2 separate regions of the Homo sapiens genome follow, and region 1 is linked to region 2. Evidence: chromatin loops called from intact Hi-C (ENCODE). Cell type or tissue: prostate gland. All regions are shown on one strand. Each heading gives the region's core, and the rest is flanking DNA. Links, peaks and the distances in the headings are about the cores only. Region 1 overlaps TENM2 (teneurin transmembrane protein 2). Region 2 overlaps TENM2 (teneurin transmembrane protein 2).

The links. Peaks named below come from ENCODE experiments on the same cell type or tissue, not always from the same donor. Only the 100,000 strongest peaks of a DNase experiment are listed, where the experiment ranks them.
Region 1: a loop joins it to region 2, with 3.0 times the contacts of the local background. A loop is called at or near these places in 9 of 110 quality-filtered maps.

What each region holds. Positions count from the first base shown.
Region 1 is chr5:168,043,443-168,051,780 of GRCh38, forward strand. It overlaps TENM2 (teneurin transmembrane protein 2), which reads left to right. Exons shown (of 31, transcript NM_001395460.1): 8 at 3,985-4,107. Among named protein-coding and RNA genes, the nearest start is that of TENM2-AS3, 94 kb to the left of the region's middle. RefSeq lists an enhancer at 4,287-5,044. In prostate gland, for the core only: a CTCF peak has its summit at 4,116 (motif pointing left); DNase peaks (open chromatin) are centred at 4,099 and 4,319.
Region 2 is chr5:167,570,771-167,579,108 of GRCh38, forward strand. All of the region lies in intron 4 of TENM2 (teneurin transmembrane protein 2), which reads left to right. Among named protein-coding and RNA genes, the nearest start is that of TENM2-AS4, 85 kb to the right of the region's middle. RefSeq lists enhancers at 2,280-2,905, 2,906-3,531. In prostate gland, for the core only: no CTCF peak of the experiment used is centred there; DNase peaks (open chromatin) are centred at 2,931 and 3,231; H3K4me3 peaks cover 920 bases.

The DNA of each region.
Region 1 (8,338 bases), core at 144-8,143, 470 kb after region 2:
CACATTTACAGTGCTGTTTTTTGTTGTTGTTCATAGAAGCAAATATAGTGGCCCAAAGTATGTGCTAATTCTCTCTGGCTGAGTTTCAGAAAGGACCTTAACCCAATAAAACCTAAAGGGATGCACAGAGATTTGCTGTATAAAAATGCCATTTCCTAGTTTCCTTATAGGTGAAAGTATCAGTCAAGCTAGCCTCAGACAGGCTGCTGTAACAAACAATCCCAAACTCTCAGTGGCTTATAACAGTAACAGTTCATGTCTTCATACATGCTGTATTCTATCACTGGTCAGCCATGGCTGTAGCCCACGTCATCTTCACTGAAGACCCAGAATGGCTATGTGATAAAGTATGTGCTGAATTCAACAGTATAAAGAAATCTAACCCCTCTCGGGAAGGGGTGTGGTCATTCACCAACCCCAATGAGATTATTATGAGTTTTGAAACAAAGAAGAGGTTTGCTGAGACTCCATTACCCATAGAATCTGTAACCAGATCACTATGAAATATGAAGCAGATAGCCACCTCCCACAGTAATTTCCTTCTGATTCTGAAATCCCTGTTCTCAAACTTCACAGTCAATAGTTTCCTCATCTGTGAAATGGGGTTGATAATAGTACCTACCTGTGAGTCTTAAGATAATGCCTTTAGAATGTCTACTATGGTACCTGGCTATAGAAAAGGTTCAATGATGGTGGGGCGCGGTGGCTCACGCCTGTAATCCCAGCACTTTGGGAGGCCGAGGTGGGTGGATCACGAGGTCAGGAGATCAAAACCATCCTGGCTAACACGGTGAAACCCCGTCTCTACTAAAAATACAAAAACAAAATTAGCCAAGCATGCGGGCGCCTGTAGTCCCAGATACTCGGGAGGGTGAGGCAAGAGAATGGCCTGAACCCAGGAGGCAGAGCTTGCAGTGAGCCTAGATAGCGCCACTGCACTAAAAGAAAAGGTTCAATGATTGGCAGCAGGTGTTGATATGCTGATGATTAAAATATCCTTCCCTTTGCAAACTAGTCCATATTGCTACCAGCACTGTTTTATCCCATCTTCTATGCCTCTGATTATGTGTTTTTTAATTTATAAGCATATAACATCCTACAATCCAACCCCCCAAATCTGCCCCCCGTGTATCATTATCTATTCTAATAAATATTGATGGAGTGCCATTTATATTCAAGACACTGTCAGATCTTTTGGGGGTTGCAGATGTGTAACCTCTCTGTGGCCCTTAAGGAGCCATTATTCTACCTGTACAGGGAAACCTTTATGAAAGGTAAAGGGAGAGATTGATTGAGAGACTGATTTCTCAGCCCAAGCCATAGAGCAAATCAGTAGCAGAATAAGAAATAGGGCTCTCATTAGTCAGGAAACTCATTTACTTCACAGCTCCCTGGGGTCTTTATCCTAAGGACACTTTAGTCCCTCCCCACCGGCCAGAGAGAGCATCTCGTTTTCTTACTCAAGTGAGAGAGAAAGAATGGCTGATTAAAAAAAAAAAAAAGTGCCAACAAAAACCTATTTCAGACGCTCCCAAAAAACAAGAGAAGGTGGTTATACCCCAGATATAATTCTCACTTATTTACTTAATGTTCAGTTCAACAACAGAAAATATGCCCAAACTTGAGTTTCATTTTTGTTGCATTGCTTCTTTTGGAAGGACAGGTCTCATGTTCAGCAGATTTGGCTTTTCCCCTTCTCCACCTCCATCTCACTTTCTTATTTTTCTTCTCACTCCTGGGAGTTGTCTGAGAAGTTACTGGTGTACTCTGACCCTAACCCTTTCCACCTCATCTGTAGTTTTCTTATTTTCAGGATACTTTTAAAAAATAAAAATAAAAAGATGCCATGGAACCCAAAACAAAGAAAAAGGTGGGAAGGGGAGGCAAGAGGGAAGGCATCCTTGGAAACAGAGGAAACACAGTTGCAGGGATGTCTCTTCCTGTTCAGTAACATTAGGGGATTGTTTGCTTCCTTTTCTCCCAAAGCTGATGGTTGCAATATGTTCTGCACCTTACAGTGGCAAGATTGAGTGCTATAAGAGCAGAGCAGTTTTGACAAGAGTTTGAGATGGGATGTTGGGGAGGTTGTCATCTTTGCCTGATGGGACCCACCACTCCTTCCATAGACGTGAAATCAAAGCTTTGTTAGGCCTGGGTTCCAGCGGCACCTGCAGTACCTGCCAGTGTCTGTCTTAAGACCCTCCTTGAAAGAACCGCACCTCCAGTGCAGCTGCAGCTGGCCCAAGGCGAGCTTCAATAACCCAATAGTATCATTTTTTTAAAAAATTATTTTAAAATAGCTAATTCCTTGGCTCCCTTCACCTGGTAATTACAAATCAGAAGCTATCGTTATCTTGAAGCCACCATGATTAGTTCTCATTTCCTGACCTCTGTATAGTGAAAATATGTCATTATTTGAGGCAATGGAATCTGGTCTCTTCAAGTGAGTGACCTACATATAACGGACAAACTGCAGGAGAAAATTAGGTGTTACCTTGATGGAAAGTGTACAGTAAATGTCACTTACTCTTATTACTATTTATCATCTCAAGAAGTTGTAACAGTGGGCCTTTCACTTTAGAGGAAAGAAAACATGGTTCTAAGATGGAGAAGAGTGTAAGTGAAAAGCAGACACACCCACACACACACGGACACCTTGCCACCTTCATCTGTGGCCATCAATCTGAGCTGTATTGTTTGAAGATAGGTTTTTAACCTTAATAGAATGCAGTCTGACTTTACGTGGTGGTAGGCATGCAGAATTAATTGCTGTGTGAACAATTTCCTAAGCATTGTTAATTGTGTTCCCTGCAGATAATTGTTTCTCCCATCCCCACATCAGACTCCAAACGTCTCCCTGTCAACAGCCCTTTCTCTCCTGCGGTGGTAGGAATGTAGCAACAGTGTCAACCTGTGTCCAGTGGAAATGCCAGACATCGTTTGGATGAGAGACATGCAGGGGAATAAATTCCTTACTTATTCTCAAAGGAAGCATCTCTTAGATAAGGGCTTTGAAAGAATACAGGTGTTTAGGGTTTGCTTTTCATTCCACTCAGTAGAAAAAACTCACCAAGAACCATCAGGGATAGGGTTGTGTTAAGTTTGCTAAACTCATGGTGGGGAGTTGACACAGGCAGGATGACAAGGAAGACCAGAAGTTTGTTTGGAGGCCTGGGGTGCCCATGGGAGTCAAGACTTCTTCAGACGTGCTCAGTTCCTTAGCAAAGAACAGGCAGTATTTCAGAACTCTGTTTCATTCCATACTCTGCTAAAGTGAGAGCGACAGAGACAGAAAGAATAGTAATGTTTTCAGAAAAGGACCCCATTCCACCATCAACCCCCCAAGCTTTTTCTACAATGTGCTGAAAGGTATCCACTCATCATGAAGAGGAGTGGAAAGGAAAAATATTCTAAAAGTTTGAAATAGTTAGGGAGGTGGGCCAGTACCACTATAGATGCTGCTGGCTGCACTGATAGTTCAGAGCAGGTACCAGCAAACAGGTACCAGCAAACAGGTACTATTCGGGTAGCCTCCTTTGAAGCTGATTTACTTGTGAGTGTATAGTTTGGGGAAACAATCCTTGTCAATGCCCCTAGACTAACAGTCTAAAAGCAACTGTGTCCAGAGTGTAGAAAAGGATGGATGTGGTAGAGCAGCACTCTTTACAGTGATTCGAAAGGGCCATTTTCCCCTCCATGGTGGCACCGTTTGGAAGATCTGGGCTGTGTTTTCTCCTCCCTCCTCCGCTCACTGTAAGGGATCCTCTCCCCCTGAGACTGTGAGCAGCAGCGCCAGAAGGGGAGACCTAACCACCCAGGTCTCTGCTTTCTGTATTTAGCTAATCCCTGTGGCCTGGGGCAAGCCATTTTTGACGCAGCTTCCTCAAAAGGCAATCGCTTGGAAAAGGGCACCTGGCCCTCCCCCTTGACATTTGCATTGCTGAATTATCTATTCATATTTTCATTACTTTGTCTCTCCTGCAGCAATGCATCTGCTCGGACTCAATTGGCAACTCCAGCCTGCAGATGGGCACACCTTTAACAATGGGATAAGGACCGGCTTACCAGGAAACGATGATGTGGCAACAATGCCATCTGGAGGCAAAGGTGAGGTTACAGCTGCTGCTTGCCCTCTTGAGGTCACAGGAAAATTCTGAGCTCTCGCCAGCTGGTTCAGGTTTTCTAATCCAAATCTTGGAAGGTATGCCAAAAGAAAAAGAAACGGGGGGAAAAATCATTGCCTTTCATAGGTGCCCCCATTAAAAGCTGTTTGCTGTTCCTGTCTGTTAGCTGTGTTTGGCTGGATCACTCAGAGCTGGCACAGTGCCTGCTCAGAGCAATGTGCATACCTATGCTATCTGCAGCAACTGGCATGGTCCAGAGCTACTTGAAAGCATCCCAGGGCCTGTGCAGAAACAGCAGCCACAGCAGCAGCTGGAGTGGCAGCAGCAGCAGCAGCAGCAGCAGGAGAAAGTCCTGCCTAATCAGAAGGCAGAGAGCAGCAGGCAGCACATGCCATCAGACTGGGTCCCTCTCCCAGGAGACATGCAGCCTCCCTGGGGAGGAAGCTGCCTGGCTTGGCATGAAAGAGAAAGGCTCAGAGCTGCTGTGCTTTGGGGGAGAATAGAAAGGAGTTTTGACAACTCGGCAACAAAGCTTCTCTTCTCAGAACAGTGAAGGGGACAATAGAAATGTTTATTGAAGCAATCAGGCAACTGTATCCTTGAAGGGAAAAAAAAAGGTGCTAACAAGGTGCTAAGAAGGAGGAGAGAAAACAGAACCATAGGGTGGGGGTGGGGGAGACTGGAGCAATTAAGACAGAGCAGCCAATGGAATGGTTAGCCAGGCTGGCACGCAGTGAGATATGCTTAATTCGGGATGGAAATCGCAAGGGAGAGATTGTATTAAAGGATTTCTCCAACATGCAAATTTCCATTCTGCCTTTTAGCATCTATAGCCACTTCACCCCCACATTTCGGAAACACCCTACAGGGATATTTCAAAGAAGGGAAAGGAAGCAGCATTTATTAGGCACCTATTGCATGCCAGGCTTAGCATTGTATAACTTTAACAACTTTAAAGGAAGGAAAAATCTCTCTGAGAAACTCAGGACCAGAAGGTATAGAAACTTACTCAAATAGGTACAAATTTGGACTCAGAGTTGTGCCCTGTGCATCTTTGGGCAGGAGGTTGGAGCTTTCCTTCAAGCAGTCATTTTCCACAAAGAAGATTCCAGAATTCATCTGCCCCCAGAGGTGCACATTAGTCATCCTGAGATGCTAATGCTGCTTCAATTATCCTCCCCAGAGCTGTCCTAATGCTTTGAGGATGACTTTTTTGTCTTTTTATCCAGTCTTTAAGAATCGCTGTACTCATCTGTCATAATCATAACACTAAATTACCTTTAAGTAAGCATGAAAAAGTTTTATCTGAGGATGAAATTATATGCTTTCCATAATCGGGTAAGTTAAACTAGACCTAAAACTGAAAAGTATATTTTGCCTTAACTGACCATGTTCTGCCTTAACTGACCAAAAAGCCCAGAGCCAAATGTATTGACCTCAGATTTGAAACCTGGTCACCTCCAGTACTTGACACTGTCTGCTCCTTCAGTTTTATCTAGGGCAATGGTTCTTAGTCATAGCATTTTTGCACCCCTAGAGGACATTTGGCAATGTCTAAAGACTATTTTGATTGTCACAGTTGGAAGGGGCATGGCAGGCATCTAGTGGATAGGGGTCAGAGATGCTGTTAAACAACCTATAATACACAGGACAGCCCCCTGTGATGAAGAATTATCTCCTTTCAAGATGACAATAGTGCTGCCCTTGGAAACTCCACTTTATGGGGTCTCCGTCACGTTTTATCCATAAATGTCCTTTAATCTACAAGTCAGCACCTCATCCCTTCAGAAGAATGCATAACACACATGTGAAATGAATATGCATATTCTATCATTGGGCACAGAGAAATTGTTTATATGTGTATACATTCTGAAATTATATGCCAATGCTTTTCGAGTAGTGTCCTTCATAAATGGGAATTAGTGATCTCTACTGGCCTCCGTAAATTAAGGTCAAGATCAAGCACTCCTCCCATTTGTGATAAGCCTCTATTTCTACCTCTGCTCCCCACCAGCTTTTGCATCCCACACCCATAGAACAAATCTTAAGAGTACAAGAGTATGCGTCTCTAAATTAACAAATGAAGAAACACTTTCCATTGTGTCTTTGGAAAGACCAGAATTTTTCCCCTCCTGTGCAACATGCTTTTGAAAATGTTGTTGTAGAAGTCATATAACATTACTAGTTCAGATATTTTCCAAATAAGTTATGTGACAGACAAAATGTTATTTTGTTTTTTTGTTTTGTTTTGTTTGAGACAGAGTCTCACTCTGTCACCTAGGCTGGAGTGCAGTGATGCAATCTCGGCTCACTGCAACCTCCACCTCCCCGGTTCAAGCAATTCTCCTGCCTCAGCCTCCAGAGTGGCTGGGACTACAGGCATGTGCCACCACGCCTGGCTAATTTTTTGTATTTTAGTGGAGACGGAGTTTCACCATGTTGCCCAGGCTGGTTGCAAACTCCTGAGCTCAGGCAATCCTCCCATCTCGGCCCCCCAAAGTGCTGGGATTACAGGCATGAGCCACTGTGCCCAGCAGAGACAGACAAAATGTTTGCCAAATCATTGTCCAGTGAATTTTGTCAATAGAATACTCAAGAAAAAAGTGTGAGAATTTAAAATTGCTTAGAGATGAAATAAAATTTGAAACTTAAAAAGAGATCAGATCTCTTCTTAAGTGGTTTTAAGGTTTGGCTTATAAAATGACTAAAATGTTTTCAGTTCTCTCACCCATGCCTATTTCTTTTATCAAAAGTGACCTTGGGTTTGAATTTGTATACCCAGTGACCTCCGCGCTCCCCATTCCCCAATTCTATACATTTAGATAACCTGAATCAATTCCAATCGACTTCTTTTCCAGTGTTTCAAAGAGACAATCAAGATATATTGGCAATAAGTTAATTAAATAACACCGCCTCCTTTTTTTGGTGTAGGATATTCCTTCACTCCAATGTTTTAACCAAGATACACCACACATTGCCAAGGAGGATAATCTCATTAAGCAATTACTGGATAAGTATCCAGCAGAAGCAAATTAAATGTAAGCAAAACACAGGCATGTGAGTCCCATCTAAGATGGCACATCGATAGAGATTTCATTACCTGGTCTTTAGGAGTATTTACATTCCTCAGGTTTGGGAACAAGTCTAATAGACAGGGCAGCCTACACACTCTGATATGTTGGTGGAAACAAAGCACTTGATTAATTAGTTGGGAGAGTACATTCTTTGGTCTTTGCCTTTCCGTTTTCCATTTGTTGTTGTTCGAGTCTTATTTTTCTTTCTTCCACTCTCCTTCAATTAAACCTTAACATGAATTGTTGCTGGCTTTCACATCAAGAAGAGGGAACACACAGTCTGCCAGAATCACTCACCATCTTGTGTGTATTTCTATGTTAAAAGGAATGAACTCATACATCTTCATTACAAGGGCATGGAGAACTTTCTCTGTAGATCTGGGATTAGATAAGCCTTGAGAAAGACGATTCAATACAGTATTCTGACCTGGTCAGATAACATAAGGGAATTCAGTTTGATTGGCCAGGCCCAGGGAAAGCATACAAGAGATTTTAAAGGGCGCATCATACGTACCCAATTTGTGCACAGATTTTAAGAAAGAATAAACTATCAAGTATAGAATTGCATGGATCATTCTCAAAACCTATCACTCATTTTAGATTCAAGTTGTCCTCTATATCAGGGGTCAGCAAACTACATCTCATGGACCAAATCTGGCCAGCTGCCTGTTTTTATAAATCAAGTTTTAATGGAACACCACCATGACTATTACCTGTTGTCTATGGCTACTTTCAGAATAAAATGGTGGAATTGAGTGGGTGCAACAGAGACTATATGGCCCAAAAAGCCTAAAATATTCACCATCTGACCCTTTAAAAAAAATAAAAAGTTTGATGGCCACTCTGTATCATTGCCAATCCCATTTCCACTTTTCTAGAACTTTTCCTATAACTATCCAAGTTATAGGAGTCCAGAAGAGGAAGATCAAACTCCCAATACATCACTTCTTCCTACTTGACCAAGCCCTAGTTATAATATATTCTTGGTAACTTTGCATTGGAAGATGCACTATAATATAGGATTTTGGAGTTGGTCTGGTGGATACAAACACCAGCTCCATCACTTAGCAACTGTATGACTGTAAGTGGGTCATTTGTTCTCTCCCAACCTCCAGTTCCTCATCTGTGAAATGCAACTCC
Region 2 (8,338 bases), core at 125-8,124:
ATGTCAGAGGTCTGAAAACAGTAACTTTAAGAGATATGGGGTTGGTATTTAAGTTATTGGTAATTGAATGATTGTGGTGGGGGAAGAACTGAGCCCTGAATGGCTTGAAGGATTTTACATTTTACACTGGTGAGGAGATTTGGAGAAAGGGCTTGCTTCGAGGGTGAGTTCATGAGTTGAGTGGTAGAACTTATTGAGTTTTAAGCATATTATCCAAGTGGAAAAACCCAGAGGGGAATTTGAAGAACTGTAGCTTGTAAAGAGGGTCAGAGTGGAAAGAAGTCTTTATGAGTCATCCATTTTGAGGTGATGAAATATTGTCCATGTTATCCATTTTTAAAATTTTAAAAAGCTGTTGAGTGGGTTTCCTAACAATGGAAGTTCACATTTACTGATGCACTTGCTATGTGCTGGGAGCAGGACCTACCACGGCACAGACATTGTTTATTCTTAATGACAACCCATGAAGCAGGTAGCCTTACACCCATCTTAAGATGAGGACACAATGAGACAAAATAACTCAGTCAAGGTCACACAGCAGTAGGTAGTGGAGCTGGGATTCAATCTTAGGCAGGGTAACCTGGTTCCAAAAACTGAGCACTTAACTACTGTATCATACGCTGTCATATAAGCATATGAATGTAAAGCTCTCCCACAGAGAAATAAGTCACATAAAAGTTACATTCCTGTAAGAAATATTAATATGACTTGGTCACCCCAGTATAATCACCTAGCCCCCCACCCTACTCAAGGTATCTTAAATCACACATATCCACTCCACTACAAATGATATCCACTCAGGGAACCCACCTCCTCACTAAGGAAGCGGTAAAAATAAACAACAGCACTGATAGCCATTTGTAGCTTTAAAAAAATCTCTCCTTTTGTCTGCTTTGGAGATTTCTTTTTATCTCTCATTGACAATGTTTTGCAGATGCTGTTCAATAAACCTCGGGCCCCTTCCCCTGTTTTTATTGTGCTGAAATAGTTGCGTGCTGAAATAGTTGCATCCTTGTAACTGGGTCTTTATTTTTATTGGCAGAAAATTCTCAGTCCACTTATTCCCTTGTATAAAGTAAATTTTAACTGTAGAACCTGTATCAATAATGTCATTTAAAGGAGGCTGCTTCCAATACACTCTGCAAAATGTCCGCAGAGATTTCCGGATTTCCCAGTCACCACTTCCCTCCCTGCTAGCCAGGCCTTGCAGCTCCCTTTTCCCTTCTACATCTGAGCACTCTCTGTTCTCTGGCCAGCTGCCTTCTGTTCAGCCCCTGTGTGTTCTCCATTCTCTGCTCTGCCTTAATGATAAGTAGAGTTTCATCCTAAGCACATTAGGGTGGAGGTGGGGATTACTTCTTTATTTGGGTCCAAGGGAAAAACATACCCTCCTATTGGCAAACCATGAAGAGTATGACACTTCGAGTTTAACAAGATTAAGCAATCCCTCTTTGGGCACAGCAATGTGGCCAGTGTGGGGGAAGAGAGTGTTATTCTTCTTGGACCATTTCTCATTCTATATCTGGTGGCTTACATAGGAATTCCAAATTGCAAGATGCCTAGGGTCCGGGGATATGTTGTTGGGACATAAGATAGTTGAAATGGTTGTGTACTTGGGTTTTTCTATTTTTTATGTTTCTAAAATGATAATTGTTATAAGTAGGGCACATAGAATTTACTTTCGGATATTGGAATTGCTTAATTTCGAAGAGATGGCCAGTCAAAAGCTTGGGCATCTCCTCTTCCTGTTCACTTACTACTGTTTTAGCTCTGCTTACCATGAAAGGTAAGCAGTCATTTTCACCAATAACTTATACCAAATAGTTGACCTTGGAACCAGCAATTTACATTCTTATAAAAGAGGTCACTTAGGGAATTTAACTGTGTAATCCTAGCCCCCATGTGGTAGGAGATGAGTAGAAATGGAACAAAGCTGGTGACACACCATTTGAAACAATTTGAATTGGGAAATCATTTCTTTTCGACTTCGTGTCAAAAATGGAACCTTCTTTAAAATGGTACAGGAAGGGAGAAGGATGCAGTAAAAGTCTGTAGCAATAGTGACTCAAAAACTCTGTTCTAGGACTCACGAAAGCAATCCTGTTGTCACATTTGGAGGGAAACCAGAAATAATTTAGGTTTTTCACTTTCCTAATAGCTTCTTTTCCAATACCTTTCCTTCAGACACCATGCCCTCCCTTTTATTTTGCCTTTATTAATGAAAACTAATGAAGAGAAACACCGTTTAAACTTGAACTAGGAAACACAGGTTTTGTAGTGCTAATATTTTGGTGTGGGCTCTTTTTTTTTTTCTTTAAGACAATTATCAAGACGAAGCATTTGTTTCTTCTTTTGTTTACCCATGGCAGTTTGTCAGCAGTTATGATAAGTAGAGTTCCATCTGCCAGTAAAACTACATTGCAAATTGCCGTAGAAATTAGCAGCTTTCATTTTTGCCTACATAAATAAATATGCGAAATAAATTGCACATAAATGCATCCTAAAAAATCACAGGTATACCACACAGTTAAATGCCAATCAGACAAACCCAGAGACACACTGCGATTATCTCAGTTTTCAAACCTGGGAGATACACGAATGTGTTTCTAAATGAGAGAGGCAGTGTATCATGCTCGCTGAGATAAAAACAGAAGCTGCCAGACACTGCACTGTGGCTTTATTCTGAGAATCCTTTGCCTGAAACCCGCTCTCTTTTCTTGATGTTCTCTGTCTCTCTCTCTCTCTCTCTCCCCCTCTCCCCCTCTCTCTCTCTGCTTCTCTCCCTCTCTCCTCGCTGTCTTTCCCTCGCTCATTGTTCTCTCTCTCCTCCTGCCTTTGATGCACATACGTTGTCACAATTCATTGACTCTCCTCTCTTCTCTGTTCTTACACTCAAGCCTAGCGGTGCTTTCGCCAGGCAGCAGCAGCCTCTCCTGCGAGTTTTAGGCATGTATGCAGCTCAGTTTGATCGAGCGTTCCTTTTCTGCCTTTTCACTCTTACAAAAGATTAAAAGGTGGCGTCACATTGCTCCCCTGTTCCTTCCCGCAGGAGGGACTTAAAAGGGACAACAAAAACTAATCACTTTCAATAAGCATTTTCTTGCTGGAAAAAAAAAAAAGAAAAGAAAAAAAAAGAAAGAAAAAAAAAGGCGGGGGGTGGACTTAGCAGTGTAATTTGAGACCGGTGGTAAGGATTGGAGCGAGCTAGAGATGCTGCACGCTGCTAACAAGGGAAGGAAGCCTTCAGCTGAGGCAGGTAAGCGCCGATCGGAGGGTTTGACCGAGTGGCTTAGTTAAATCTCTGTTTTCACCGTTTTGTAATTGAGAAAGGCATCCGCAGCAGAAGCCGATTTTTCAGTCGGCTTCCTTTTGTTTAACATAGAAAGTACCTGTATTAATTTTGATGAATTAGAGCATGCAGCAAATTCAATTGAAAATAGATTTGTATAGTAAATGCATTTATACTGAATGATTTCTCCTCCGTTTTATTTAAGGAGAGAGATGAGAAAGATGATTTTGATCAGAATAGCACTTTGCATTACGTTAAATTCTAAACAGCTAACGGAAAGAAAAATAATCCAATTGATACTGCTTTTGAACTCCGGGACTTAAACCCTAGGAGACAGCTGCCATTTGAAATTTTTCTTCTAACTGAACTTCTGATGTGTTATAATAATTTTTCACTGGAGGTTTTAGCAAGGGTAGAGTTTATTTAAGTCGAGCTACTGGGGTTTGTTTGGCTTGGATCTTGTGGGTGAAGCGCTTCTTATATCTCCTTAACGTGTGTCAGGTTGATGGTTCATAAATAGAGATTAAGTGTTGTCCCAAATGAAATATGAAGTTAAAACATCAGGTTAGGGCATGTTGTAGAAAGGGATCTGGTAAATAATTAGGAGAACTGAATTATGACAGTTTGAAATGGGAGTTAACTCTGGAGGTGCTGTTTGATAAACCTTTCTGGATTCTAAGCGGCTCAATAATGGAGGGGCTGATTACCAGTCTCGAGTCGGAACTTTGCATCAGGATCCTAAATGTGGAATACATATGGATTTTCATTGTACGTAGCTTTTAGAAATATGTCCCTTTTGTGTGCTATGAGAGTTGTGGATTATATTTGATGGCATGTCTCCTTTAAAGAGCTTTGGGGTGAAGCTTAAAAGGCTCATATCTATTTTAACATTGAACAAACACAAAATGCATGATCTCCCAGCACTTGATTTTTGTTGCTACTTCTGTTGTTTTAAAGTTTTGATTATGTGTTTTTAACCTCAGTCTTTGTTGATTCTGTGTTCATTGCTTCTGCTGCTAAAATGTATTGCTGACATGAAAAAACTGAGATTTGAGAAAGAAAAAAAAAAAAAACAACCCAAACCCACCTCTGATTAGCCAAGTTTCTAATTAAGGATAACAGAAATCCAGATTATATCTAAGATTTTACCTAAAAGATAGCATAGAATGTTTAAAATTCATTTTTAAATGTTTTTATGAGAAAATCTGAATATTAAAAGTACAAAATTCAGTTAAAAGAATCCTCCTCTGGAATGATATATACAAGGGTGACTTCAGTACCTGTACTAGGTTTGGTCCTAGAAAGAACTGCACTACTATGGCATTGTTGATTTCAGCGGCCACGGAAGGGAGGATATTTTATGTATTTGTCTGGAGATAAGATTTTTTTCTTCCCAAGTTTCCAAACCGGACTTGCTCCTCAATATCATACCCTGGCATGTCTCGCGTTTGCCAGACCATCTGATGGCATCTTGTGGGTGCAGCCTATGAATCCAATTTTATGAGGACATCAGAAACTGCTGAGTAGTGGGGAGTAGAGACCAAATGGACTGTGGGTCTGATCATACTTCATCATCCAGAGATAATCTCTGGTGGAAGTTCCCTGGGAAGCCCCTGATACAGGTTGGGGAGACTTAATTTTTCCTCATGGTTGAAAGAATAGGGAAAGATGCAGACAAGAGAAAAAGACACTGCTGTCGAATGTTTGATGCAATCGTGCTGGTGGTAGCATAGTGAGTTTTTAAAATCGCATCACATGTAATTTTTTTTCAGCTTAAGAAACTTTGCAGAATCTTGAAGTAGCTTTTCTCAAATTCAATCTCGTTTTTTTTCTACATCGTTTTTTCCTGCGTGAAATTTTTCTCTGACTCCAGCTACACCTAACTATTGAAAGCTGTTATTCTGCTGCTGATAATGATGATTATTTCTCAAATAAGTGGCAAGTGTTGAAGGGATGGGCCAAGAGAAATATGTTGTCTGTATCATATATGCTTTGCTTTTATTTATGAAAATGACTTCTTCCAGGTGAGGCAATGATAAATTTGAAGTTGCGACTTGGCTATTTGCCTCACCAAACAACTGTCCTTTTCTTAGAGAACAAAATAGAACTAAAGTAAGCAGAAATAATTTCATTGTAAACTGGATTGTAGTTCAGCATGTACTTTTTAGGCAGATGGTAATCAAAGCTATCCTTACTCAAACTATTTGATTCATATAAATAGCATTTTTCTGAATTTTCCAGTAGATGTTGCTGGAGAGCAAAGAAAAGAGCATTTTTTTTTTTTTTACAGGAAAAAAAGAAATGCAGTAGACTTATAAAAGCCAAGAAAAAAGATTCTTCTCCCCAAACTCTGCTGATAGCATTTTGCATAATTTGCTAATTAATGAATTATATTGAATCATTACCGTTTATGATGTTCTATAGAAAGCTATTAAAACTTGAGTTCGATTTTAAAATTATGAGATTGTTCTCTTTAGTCCCTATATATAATGTCTGTTTGCTGTGTTCCGTTTTCAAAAAATCAACTTAACTGCACATTACTATTCAGAACATTTCATCCCTGAATGCTAAAACCCTTTAACATGCAAATATGATGTCAGAGGAAGAACTGAAATAGAATACCCTGAGAAGAGTAATGATCAAACGCATTATAAAAATATGCACCAGTTGCCAACATGTAATGAAATATTAAGAAATTAAAAGCATGCAACCTCTAAAGTAATAGAATTTCATTGCTCTGAGACTGTTTTCCCACTGAATATTAAGTGCTTAATAGATCTACCCGTAAAAAACAATCGAAAACCTACATGATTTGTCACTGAAGTTCTTTCATTATATGATTTTGAAAAATTAGCCCAATAGGATTTTCCTCAGAATAGGAAATGTAATTAACATTGGATATTAAGTGTCAGATTTCCAAAGCAAAAGCTATAAGGCTTGATGGAGAAAATAGGAATGCAGAGAGCAAACATAAGCACTAGAAACTGAGGGGACCCACGCTGGAACTGCTCTGCTTGTAATCACTGTGATAAAATGACAAAGACGTCCCAGAGGAGCCCAGGAATCTCGTACCCAGACAGGAACTGATGCAATTTCAGGACCAATGACCTCTATCTATGGGAGTATTTATTTTTGGAAATGATCAATTAACTGATTTCAATAGTGAAAGGGAAGTGTATATGTTTTTTCCAATGAGAGGGGGACGTAGGGTATTACAAAAGCACTTGCAGACAGGACAAGGGTGTAACCTATGTTGGAGAGCTTTCGGTTTTCTTACTTTAAGCCGACCTAGTTCTTTGCTGGTGGATTCTTCTTTGGCATTGAATCACCTCTTTGTCAGTTTTCCTTCCTGAGGTGTGAAATGCTCCATAGGATGTTTTGATTTAACACCTATTTATTTCTCTTTTCTGGGAGGAAAAAGCTTATATTTAGAAGGCATAAGTGTCAGCTACTTCTATTTTGTAATTAATGCTCTAAGTCCACTGGGCTAGGGATGTTCCCGATTTTATTTTTATTTGATTCAAATACATTTTTTTTTGTACTTGACCCATAGTGGTTTTTTTCTTCTTCTGTCTTTAAATAAGGAAAGCTACACAACTTGGTGGGAGATTCTACTTTCTAGTAAAGTTTGTTTGTTGTTTGCCTCTTGTTCTCTTTTTTTAATAGTAGCTATCGAGCGCTGACTATATTCAAAGTACGATGAGCTAAGTGTGCCGAATTGCACCCCTAACAACAACAAAAGATGCCTCTCCACTCACTGAGAATCTGACGAAGATGCAAAATATGCGCCAAACAGCCTACTGGACTAAAAGTGCCAGGTCTTAACTCCCTCCCTTAGGAGAGCAGGGGAGAAAAGGTCGCTGCAGGTTGAGAGGACCCTGAGGAGCCTGTCTTTGAATTAGGGGTGAAATGTGAAAACACAAAATAATCCCCATCAGCAAAATCAGCGTGGGCACAGGGGGCACATGCCAAAAGGGAACAACCGATGCTAGTATGATGGAGGGTCTTGAACGGCAAGCCAAGGTATTTGATAGCCACTGGAGAGGGGTGATCTGGTAGCTTTAGGGGAGTTGCGGCTTTGGATGTGGACAGGGAAGTACTGGAATATGGGGTCCCACCATACAACACACCCTTCCCAGGAAATTCTGAAACGTCTGTCTACAGGGCATCTATTCTTCCGTTAAATTGCAGCCTTACGGAGGTATTGCTACCAGTAGCCTATATCTTCCCCTTGTAGCAATGCTGTTGAGAACTCCTGGTCCAGAGGCTGGAAGCCTGTGAATAATCTGTTGCATTAGCCTAGACTTCAGCAGTAAGGTTGAGAAACGCTGGGGAACGGAGACTGGCTACGAGAAACACCTTCGTATTATAATTATTGCAATTTCTTGTTTGTACTGCAGATGTCATGCCCTCATTAGACAGGGATTTTGTGTATATGCATTTGTTTTCATGTTTTCATAAGAAAAACCTTCACCATTCGTTGGAGATCAGACCCGTGGTTTAGAAGGTGTGATGTTCTCTCCATGCTATTTCAGTATAATCAATTAGTGTTATGTTCATCTCTGGTTTCTTGACATTGATTAGGATGGATTTTTATGATCTTTAAGGGTTTTCATCTCTCTAAAAACATATATACTTTATTTATTAGAATTAATTGCCTCTCTGAATTGCCTGTGTTGTCAGTTACTTTCTATAAACCTTGACTAACTTACCTTGAACTCTTTGACGTCTAGTGTATTTGACTGACAAGCTCAGCTGTGGAGACTACTCTAACTATATAATGGAAGTTTATATGTGAACATATAAGCTGTTTTCTTTTCAACAGAGTTCACGATGAGAAGGAGCAAAAATAATTATTAGTACAATTAAGTAAGTAGAGTGTCATGCTTTTCTTCTGTAACACGGATTTTACCAGCCTATTCAGGTGGACACGGTCACCAACATCACCTCAAAACCAAACTGTAGATGAGTGACTTTCCTTGTCCTCCAACCACTTTAATTTAATTTGTTCCATTTACTTTTCCAAGCTTTCCATCTTCCCACCATTTT